2 separate regions of the Homo sapiens genome follow, and region 1 is linked to region 2. The links are chromatin loops, found by intact Hi-C in ENCODE. Cell type or tissue: K562. All regions are shown on one strand. Links, peaks and the distances in the headings refer to the core of each region. The heading gives the core; the rest is flanking DNA.

Region 1 (5,381 bases), core at 169-5,168, 230 kb after region 2:
AACCTCTTTCCATTTATTTGTCTGTCTAAAGTACATCTTTGTCTGAAAAACCTTCCCGGGCCTCTCAAGCAGTCTTTGTTTCAGTGCTAAGGTGTCTCTGTTGGAGCTCTGGGCATCTATCCATAAAGACCAACTAATATTCTAATGTATTTTGTAGATTCTGAGGTATACACTTCTTCCCATTTTAGCATCTCTATAATCAGGATCCATCTTATCATCTTACAATTGCTGCTATTCAGACAGGGGTAGTGACACGGCCCCCAGAGGCTGCGCCTTCCCTTCACTGATGTGGTGATGCAGTTATGCTGGGAGACCTGGTCAGATGCCAGCAGGCAGGCCCCTGAAGGCCCATCAACAAAATATTTGATGACCATTTGGAAAAGGAAATAAGTTTTGTTTATTGTCTGAAACTTTTTGTTGACACATTCTGGGAAGATCAAGAAAAAGCTAGTGGCCAGTCATGGTGGCTCACGCCTGTAATCCCAGCACTTTGGGAGGAGGTTGAGGCGGGCAGATCATCTGAGATCAGGAGTTGGAGACCAGCCTGGCCAACATGGCGAAACCCCATCTCTACTTAAAAAAGAAACAAATGAGCCGGGCATGGTGGCGTGTGCCTGTAGTCCAAGCTACTTAGAGGTGGGAGGATCACTTGAGCCCAGGAGGTCAAGGCTGCAGTGAGCTGAGATCCAGCCACTGAACTCCAGCCTTGGTAAAAAGGTGAGACCCTGTCTCAAAAAAAAAAAAAAAAAAAAAAAAAGGTAGGAATAAGAGAATAATTGGAAGTTCCTAGCATAAAGAAAAGATAAATATTTAGGTGATAGATATCCCAGTTACCCCTGATTTGATTTTTACGCATTATATGAATATATCAAGTTATCACATGTACCCTGAAAATATGTACATCCATTATGTATCAGTAAAAATAAAAAAGGAACAGCCAGCACCACAAATGTAAAATGGGTATCAACAGCTCAGAAGAAAATCCCAGAGACAGGAGTGGAGCCCTCTTTGAAGAAACGCAGCATCATCTCCACTCTTGATGTCACTAATGATGATTCTATGCAGAAGGGCTGGGCTCCCAGCTAAACTCCACCCTTAAACATAGAACCCCGGCCCTAAGTGAAAATAGTTGACCGCGGTTTTCCACCCACACGTTGCCCATTTGTCCTGCCCCACCCCTATCCTGTGCCCATAAAAGCTCTGAGAGCAATACAAGCAGCTGAGCGTTGAGGATACAAGCGGCTGAGCGGTGAGCATAAAAGCAACTGAGCATCGGAGACTATGGATAGATGCTGATGACTTCAGATGGTGTGGCTTCAGGGAAAGATCACTTTCCTATCCCCTTTCCAGCTTCCCTTTCCGCTGAGAGCCACCCACTGCTCAATAAAGTCGTCCACATCCATCACCTTTCAAACAGTTTGTGTGACCTGATTCTTCCTGGACGCCAGACAAGAACCCGGGTGCCAAGAGGGCAGGGGCTGTCACCCTGACCCTCCACTGAGTTGGTTGGTACTTGGCCATCCCTGGACGGCAGAGCTGAAAGAACATTGGTTGTAACACGCTTGGACGCTGCTGCAGGGCCTGCACAGAGGCTGTTCCCGCCAGAGAGGAGCCACTGGCTGGTTGCTGTGGTTTCCACACTCTGGTTCCCTCCTGTGAGGAGTGGCCAGCGGCGGGCTGAGTGAAATGAGCCACTCCAGTTCTGGCCCACGAAGTGGGTCAAGGGAACTATCCTGTCTCAACTCCACGTGGAGAAACATGGACATTGGTGACTTTGAATTGAAAAGTGATGCGTAAGATTGGACCCTGAATGGGAAGGTTAGGAATATGGTAGCTAACTTACCGCACTTGTAACATTCCATGATATACAATGATTAAATAAGTATGAAAGAACACTTTCAATAAGTATAAAGTAAAAAAAAAAAAAATCTAACCAATGAGAAAGCATCGAGTTGCAGCATTTTTTCCTTTTTTAGTAGTCTATAAAACAGTGCCTTCCTTTACAATCAATCAATAACACCTGAGATTGGATGAAACGCAGGTAGCTGAATTCAGCTGAAGCAGCAGCCAGTAGGCCTAAATGAACTGACTTAAGTTTAAAGGAACCTGGGAGGTCAGGGAGAGAATGAACCTTCCCTGGCGATGGGCCCTGCAGTTATAAGTCTCCATAGATGGTCATTCTTCAGGAAAGTGAAGTTCTTTGTGTGAGCATGGCACGGAGGGGAAGCTACCAGCATTTTAAGAGGGGCAATTCTTTGTTATGTGGGAGTCTTCTGCGCATTACAGGATGTTACGCTTCTACCAAGTTCTGCAGTGCCTCCAAGACATTTGACAATGGACAGAGTCCCTGGAGGCCCCACATTCCAGACGCTCCCCTGGGGGCAGTACCACTCGGGTTGAGACCACCGGGCTACAAGATGCAGATGGTTTGATGCAGCCCTGCCCCCTGTTGGTGAATAGCACCAACGCCTCCCGGTCCATAGCCTCGGGTCCTCATCTTTCACGAAGGCGCAGCATGGCCAGGATGATTCCAGTCCCAGCGTGAGCACAGCCCTGGTGTGGAGGGGCTGGGGGCATCGTCTTGGGCATTTCTGCCTCCCCTGTCAGCCCCAGCCAACCTTCCTCTGCCCCAGGTCCGCTTTCCAGGAGTATTTTCTCTGCATTCCTCAAGGCAGCCTGGGAGAGAGAGGCACGGTCGCCTCCTTTTCATTTACATGGGGATTACTGGAGACCAGAAAAGTGCTTTAAAATGATATAATGTCTCTGCACCTCATCAAACCCTTCCCCTTCTACCAATTTCTGCCTGATTTACAGTTAATATTGCACACTCCCATCACCCTGCCGGAGAAGCGGTGATTATTTCTCCATTGCCATAAAGAATGTAAAGGAGATGGGAAAAATCAGGTGAATTCAGAGAAAGTTTAGTGTAAAAAAAAAAAGTACTGGGGGGAGGGGGTGTCAGGGAAGGCAGTATAATAACAGAAGCGAAAGTATTCCTGGAAACAATCTCAGAGTCAAGTGATTCCTCCAGGCCTCAAGACAGAGTCTGCAGGCATGGGCTGCTGCCCTGCTAGACCAGTGCACGGGGCCACGGTGGGGTGGACCTGATGGGGGGCCTTCCCTGGGTGCTCGTCTGCCCGGGGCTCTAGAGAAAAACAGACCCCACCCTAGAGCCAGCCCACCCCGAGAGAGGGCGAGAGCACTGGCCCATCCTCCCCACTGCCCACTTCCCAGGAATGTCTGGTGAGCATTTTGGCCTCAGGGCCTTTGGGATACAGAGGTGGCCCCTAAATTTGTAGTTCCTGGGTAGGGATTTGTTTGTTCGGCTTGATTTCTAATCTAATTTGGGTTCTGGGCTCAAATCCTGGCCCTGACAAGGACTGGCTGTGAGACCTTGGGTGGTCATTTCACATCTCTGTGCCTCTGTCTTCTCTTCTATAAAATGGGATAAACTGGCATGTGGTAAGTGCTAATAAAAAATGTAGCGCTGATTCTCTTTACCCATCGTTAGTCAGTCACTGATCATTAGCAGCAGCAGCATCGCTATTCCACAGCAGGTAAGTCTGTGAATTACCATTTTCTTTCCAGTTTGCCAATGATGGACTTTTGCTGATTTTACAATTAAGGAGCTGAGTATCACTTTTATTCTTCAGGGGAAAGAGATGCTCTGAGTCTCCCACATAATCCATCAGCCAAAGGAAATTAGGGAATCTGCTAGACTTAATTACTGCTACTGTAGTAACCTGGTATTTCAGCAATCTATTCCTACATGACAAACTATCCCAAAATGTAATGACTTAAAATACAACAATTCTGTTATTGCTCATGATTCTGCATTTGGGCAGGGCTTAGTGGGGAGAGTTGACCTCTGCTCTCTGTGTGTGCAGCTGAGGGCTGTGGCGCAGTTTGATTTAGGGTGTATATCTGGGGCCTTGGTTCTCACTGTTGGCTGAGTTTCTTGTTCCCCACATGATCTCTCAAGGTGATTAGCTTAGGCATCTTCACATAAGCAAGATGGCCTCAGTACAGTCTAACATCTTAGACAGTGGATGGCTTTCCCCAAAGCGTGTGTACTCAGGTGCGTGCGCGCGCGCGCACACACACACACACACACACACACACACACACACACTCCCAGAAACTGCCAGGACTTAAGGCCTAGGCTCAGAATTGGCACAGTGTCACATCCACCACATCCTATTGGTAAAAGGAGATTACAGGGCCAGCCCAGAATCAAGGTCATGGGTGTACACGAGGCATGAAAATCAGGTAGTTCATTGCAGGCCACTAAAGTAACCACAGCTAGGTCTTCGGTATAATTAGTTTTTTCCTTCTTCCACAACAGTTTAGATTTGCCTTTTCCCTTTCATGCTTATCCTTTATTGCACATGGATCTTTATTGGAAGTGACTTCAAATCAAACCATTTTATTTCTTCTGCTTTTTAAAAAAATTAGTCAAGAGAGTAAAAAGGAAGTCTGGGAGGTACGTGGGCATCCCTCTCTGTGTCTCTGGATTTCTGGGTCTCGGGCCCCTCTTCCCACTTTTGTGGCTGATATGTCCATTGATGAGCATCTCTCCCTGTCTCTAGGACCATCTTTATCTGTTCCCATCTCTGAGCCTCTCATCCTTGTCTCTCCGAGACTGTTGCTTTGATTCTCTCTTTGACTCTATATCTTTCTGTCTGTCTCTTTCTGTTCTGTGCACATTTTTCTTTGTCTTTATTTCTGCTAGTCTCTCTGTTTCTGTATCTGTCTCTGTCTCTCTCTCCCTATGACTCTTCTGTTTTTTCTCTCAATCTCCCACCATCACTGTTTTAGCCAGAGATATAGTCCTTTTATTGGTGTAAAATGTGGCCTTCTTACTAGTATTGTCAGAGAACTTCATGCTTTGTCTCTGGCCAATACTCCAGGGCCTTCCTGAGTAAGAGAGGCTCAGCCTCCAAGAGACCTTGTCTTGTGCCAAGAGAGTACCTAGGGATTCCTTTCCTTCCTCTCTTCTCAGCATCTGGGCCCTGGGGTCTGAGAACTGCCTGGGCCCCATAGCCTTGCCAAGACTGGGAAGTGCATGCCTCAGGCTCCAGCGGCCTCCCTTGGGAAGCAGGGGGGCTGGAGAGGAGGTGGTGAGTGGGGCAGGGCAAGGATAGAATGAGGGAAGTAGAGACAGAACTCCATGTCCCAGCATTTGAGGAGCTGTAAAAGGAAGAGGAATGTTTTGGTTACAGGGGAAATGATGTGCCCACTTCTGCAGTGCAGGTGCTGAGGACAGCCCTTGGGACAGAATAATGAGATGGAACAAACGTAGCTGTGCCTGTCCACTGCAGTACAGTGGGCTCCAGGAGGGTGGCAGCCTTGCTGGGCACACAGTGGGCCGTGAAATGCTG
Region 2 (5,381 bases), core at 292-5,291:
GGATATGAATTCATAATTGTTGCTTTTGTTGATGGTTGATACCCTTTCCATTGATTTAAACCTAACACATTATTTCTATTCCACATGCCCAGTAGACATATATTCCAAAGCCACTGGACCACTTGAGTACATAAGTGCCACTGTTTAATGCAATATGTATATTCAGGTCTGTAAAGCTAACAGTGTGACTTGGAGTGCTTCCTGCAGGTGATTCTGACTTGAGTATTTACATGGACCATGGTGATATCCAAAAGAAAAATGCTTTTTATATTTATAGATTATTTCATTGAACTATATATGAAATGGGTATCAATAAATGTATTTACTCCAAAATCAGCGTTTCTCCTTGCCTGAGGTATGGAGGGTGGTGGCGGAACGTTGGGTTGTCCCACTTTGCCGTTTTCTCATCCATTTCTTTTTCTTTTGCTGCTTCCTGTGGTTAATGTTTCTTATGTGTCAGAGCTTCAGGTTCTATCCCGATGTGGGAATTTCATGGCCTTGTGTCTAGGTATCTCCCCTGGCCCATTTCTGCTCTAGGGTAGTAAATCTAAGCTCAGGTGAAAATGTTTTTGGTTGGGTGTTTCATATACACAAATCTCACACATGGTGGGGAGTATCCTGGTCCTGGCATCATTAATGTGTTAATCCAACCTAAGAAGGAGTGAGGAGATGAGTGAAGTAAAACACACTTAAACAATTGTACCGATTCCAGCTTGTTTTCTGTTTCCTCCAGTTGCTGACATACTCATTGACTCACTCTTAAATGTCAGTTAAATAATTGTTTGTCTATACAAACAGGTTGGGTCTAAACTAATCAGAGAAAAATAGACATTAGTTTATCAGTGGGAGGAAGACAGATTGAAAGATCTTTAAATTTTGTAATTGGACTACTTTAGAAGCTGTTTTAATTCTGAAATGGAAATCACAGAAACAGCTTGAAAAAACTCTTGTGAAACTATCTAATCCTGTCTTCTTTTTCAGATTTTGGAAACAGGTGCAGAGGGATAAGGAGCCTTGTTGAGGCTGTAGCTAGGAAGACTGTATAACTTAAATTCCAGATACTGTTGAGAGTGGAAGGGATGCCATTAGTAAGGATGCCTGAGCAGCAGGTGTGAACTGGCACTGTTGAGGGTACACTAAGGGTGGCCAGCCTCATCATAGATCTAATTAGTGGCAAAACAGGGCTTGTCCTCCAGGCCTGGCAGCCCAGCGTGGCATGCCTTTACTTGCAGCCTCCGGCCTTAGGCTCCCATTGGTTAAATGGAGAGAATATTTCAAGATGCATGTGGTACATAGATGCCCAATAAATGTTATGTTTTCCTGTTACTGAAAATTATAAATTCAGTCAGTGATTAAGGAGAAGTCTTTAATTGTGAAATAGAAAGTAAATGTGAAAGGAGACAACTCAGGATGAAGAAAACGGAGAATAAAATGATCAGGGTTTTGCTTGAAATGTTTTGCATCCCAGTGGATGTTGATCTCTACCAGTCTACTTCAAAGAGAACTAGGACAGATGGTTAAAAAATACCTTAAAGTCTTAAGCAGCAAGGTATTTTAGCTATTTCACATACCACCACCTCTCCCATTCACATTCATATATACACACACATACATATATGCATGTATATAATATCTCAATATAGAATGCTGGAGGTATTTGGGAGTTAATTTACCTTCTACATCTTGAGTTCTGTGTGGAGAAATGATTTAAAAGATAAAATCAAGCATTGTTGGAGAAAGCACTGTGTGTGAATTTTGGACTTTGGTAAGGATCTCTATCCTTTGTTTTGCAAATGCTGAAAGCCCTTCCAGTTATTCAAAAGAGATTATTAGTACCACTGTTTTCCATCTAAGCTAGTAAGTAAGCTAGTTAGTTTAAATGCTCCCCCTGTCCCTCTTGGGGGTCCCAAAGGAACATAGTCTGTAAGGGGAATGTGGACAGCAGCTGGGCATAACTGGAGAGGTTTTTTTTTTTTTTTTTTTTTTGAGACAAAATTTCGCTCTTGTCACCCAGGCGGCTGGAGTGCAATGGCGCAATCTTGGCTCACCGCAACATCCACCTCCCGGATTCAAGCGATTCTCCTGCCTCAGGCTCCTGAGTAGCTGGGATTACAGGCATGCGCCACCACACCCGGCTAATTTTGTATTTTTTCGGTAGAGATGGGGTTTCTCCATTTTGGCCAGGCTGGTCTTGAACTCCCGACCTCAGGTGATCCACCTGCCTCGGCCTCCCAAAGTGCTGGGATTACAGGCATGAGCCACCGTGCCAGGTGAGTGTTATTTGTTAATAGTAACTTCCCGGAACGGTACATTAGGATACTTTGGATACAAATAACATCCAAGAAGGACTTGAAGGGAAAGCCAACCACCACTAATTATTTTAGGTGGTTTACGTGTATTACCTTGTAATCTTCACAACTCCTTGGGAAGTAGGTGTTATATTCCTATGTTACAGAAGGGGAAATAGATACAGAACGGCTCAATTGTAAAGTGGTAGAGTTAGAATGGGAACCCATGCAGTTTGATTCCATAACCTGCAGCCGCAAACTACCACTCGACCTTCCTTTCCTAGTAGGGAGGGCGAGTTTGCTCACTGGTGTGTTTTGAAAGAAAGAAAACAACAACAACAACAAAAGGATTCTATAGTTAAGTTTTGGAAACTTGCAATCTGTAGTCTCTCTTTGGAGATTTTCTACATACAGTCAAATATGAAAGGTTCTGAGAAGACCTGCAATAAGGAAGCCTGTTTACCTTGGTTTATATCCCATGTTCCTAGGTTTATTTGACACATTAAAGAAATGCATATTCATTCAATCAGTGTGTAATAAATTCACAGTTTTGAAATGTTTTCATGAGATTGGAAGTATGATTTTTACACTGTTTTCCAAGTATCTTAATACAACCATCACCAAACTGGTTTCTTGGATGGCTAGTTCAACACCTGTCTTTGTAGGTAGTGAGCAGGAAGCATATTTAACTACTCTGTAACATTTCCTCAGTATCTTTACTCATTTAAGCCAGATGTGCTGCGAAGCACAGGCAGCTTGTCTACCTTTTCAGCCTGTTTGGTGATGGTGTCCAAGTCCTTAGTGTATGGCCTCTAGGTGGCAGTGTTGTATTATCTAAACACAGCTTCTTGCTTTCTGGCTTCTGCATGTGTGCTCTGTCCTGAAAGTTTGTATTGCCCGTATCACCTAAGTGCACACCTAACTTAGAGATCCAAAAAATTCCTGAAGTATTTTCCCTAGGATAACATTCAGGACTGATTTGAGACATCTTATTGGAAGTGGAGCAGTTGATGATTTCCACTTTTTAGTGAGGGGTTGGGTAAAACGAAGGTCATTAACATCATTTGCTTTATGTATTACTAGTTACAAAAGGGCCTTAAGACAGCTGTAGCCACATTCCTATAGCAGGCAGAACTTCTTGCTTCCTCTTCTAATCCATCTGTTGTAAATGTGTGTGGTCTTCAAGACTCCATGGAAAGAAATGCCACATATTTGAATTAAAATATCTGTTTTCACCACTTTTCTTTGTGTCAAATGAGGTTTGTTGAAATTATTTCACACTTATGCTTGAGAGATAAAATATGGCAAAGGAAAAGGCTGCAGAACCTTATCCTTCCATGGGTACTTATTTTTCCTTTTTTTTTTTTTTTTGAGACAAGGTCTTGCTCTGTCATACAGGCTGGAGTGCAGTGGCACGATCATAGCTCCCTGCGACCTCAACCTCCCAGGCTCAAGCGATCCTCCTGCCTCAGCCTCCCGAATAGCTGGGACTACAGGCATGCACCACCATGCCTGGCTAATTTTCTTTTTAATGTAGAGATGAGGGTCTCTCCATGTTGCCCAGGCTGGTCTCAGACTCCTGGGATCAGGCAATCCTCCACTGCCTCAGCTTCCCAAAGTGCTGGGATTACAGGTGTGAGTCATTGCTCCCAGCTTGTTTTTCTTTCTTCTAGAGCCATGTAATTGCTTCACAATCCCCAGCTGTGACTTTGCTCTGCAAAGACAAATTTTAGTGTAAAAAGAACTAGATACACCAGTGCATCTTCAGACCTGTTTAAAATATAATTGAGAAAATTGCAAAGGACTGTTATAATGAGGAACTGAATGGCAGGAAACTAGTTGTTCCTCCCCACACTTGAAAATGCCAGTTACTACCAACGTGTTGCCCGCAAAGTGCTGCAACTTCCACTTTAAGATTCTTACACTTTAAAATGCATCTTTTGAACTGATCAAATATATATATTTGTTATTGTGTGTTTTGTTTTGAGATGGAGTCTCACTCTGTTGCCCAGGCTGGAGTGCAGTGGCGTGATCTCGGCTCACTGCAACCTCCACCTCCTGGATTCAAGTAGTTCTCCTGCCTCAGCCTTCTGAGTAGCTGGGATTACAGGCGTGCACCACCAGGCCTGGCTAATGTTTTGTGCTTTTAGTAGAGATGGGGTTTCACCATGTTGGCCAGGCTGGTCTCGAACTCTTAACTTCAAGTGATCTGCTCGCCTCGGCCTCCCAGAGTGCTGGGATTACAGGCGTGAGCCACCACACCCAGCCTGGACTGATAAAATATTAGAAGGCATGTGGGAGACAATTAATTTGGTTTATTACAAAGTAACCTGCCGAACAGACAGGAACTTGACTTAGAGAAATGGAATATTAATTTTCTACAATATTCTTTTTGCTTTTCTTTAAAAAAGAGGTGCTGGCACACACATTTTAGCAAATTGTGAATATTCCTTCCTTTCTTTCCATGGCCTCTCTCTTATCTCCATGCAAATTGGCATGCAAACTTTGTGTTCCAGGTAATGAGGCTCCAGACAGGGCCTATCTTTCTCTGAAAAGCAGTGCTGGCATGTTCTGTACTGAGGCTTTTTCCCAGAAAATGTACTGCCTCTACAGCTTTGGAAGATGAACTGAGAAATAACGCTTATAACCCTACCAAACATTTCTCGAATATCTGTCTTGACTTTGGAAAGGGAGCTATTGGCCATTTCCATGCTTGGAGGATTCTTTTCTTCTACTGCACTGTAGTTCTTCCTGGCTAGATGTCTAGCACGGAGGCTCCTTGGACTAGTTCCTCACATGACCCCTGTGGCAGTCTATTGATGGGAACGGGACAATTGAGAAAGGCAGGCAGGCTGTCTGGCAAAAAGAAACTCATTAGGGTCAGGGGCCACAGGATCTCCATGGAGATGTTCTCTGGACTACTAGAGTGTTGAGGCTGGATGAAGGGGAAGAGGGCTGAGCTAGAGATCGAATTGGCATACTGAGTGGGAGCAGGGTGGGGTGGGAGGCAGAACTGGGCCTTAGGGAGGGCCTTGGTCAGTCAATGGAAGGAAGACAGCTGGAACAGAAGTTAGAATGATTCATGCAGTGAGA

The links. Hi-C counts contacts between places; a loop is a spot of excess contacts. Peaks named below come from ENCODE experiments on the same cell type or tissue, not always from the same donor. Only the 100,000 strongest peaks of a DNase experiment are listed, where the experiment ranks them.
Region 1: a loop joins it to region 2, with 7 times the contacts of the local background. A loop is called at or near these places in 17 of 110 quality-filtered maps.

What each region holds. Positions count from the first base shown.
Region 1 is chr1:38,605,517-38,610,897 of GRCh38, reverse strand. No RefSeq gene overlaps it. Among named protein-coding and RNA genes, the nearest start is that of LINC01685, 130 kb to the right of the region's middle. RefSeq lists an enhancer at 2,060-2,849. In K562, for the core only: a CTCF peak has its summit at 2,447 (motif pointing left); a DNase peak (open chromatin) is centred at 2,457; H3K27me3 peaks cover 218 bases.
Region 2 is chr1:38,833,150-38,838,530 of GRCh38, reverse strand. RRAGC (Ras related GTP binding C) reads left to right here. Exons shown (of 7, transcript NM_022157.4): 7 at 1-333. Among named protein-coding and RNA genes, the nearest start is that of RRAGC, 24 kb to the left of the region's middle. In K562, for the core only: a CTCF peak has its summit at 3,111 (motif pointing right); a DNase peak (open chromatin) is centred at 3,090.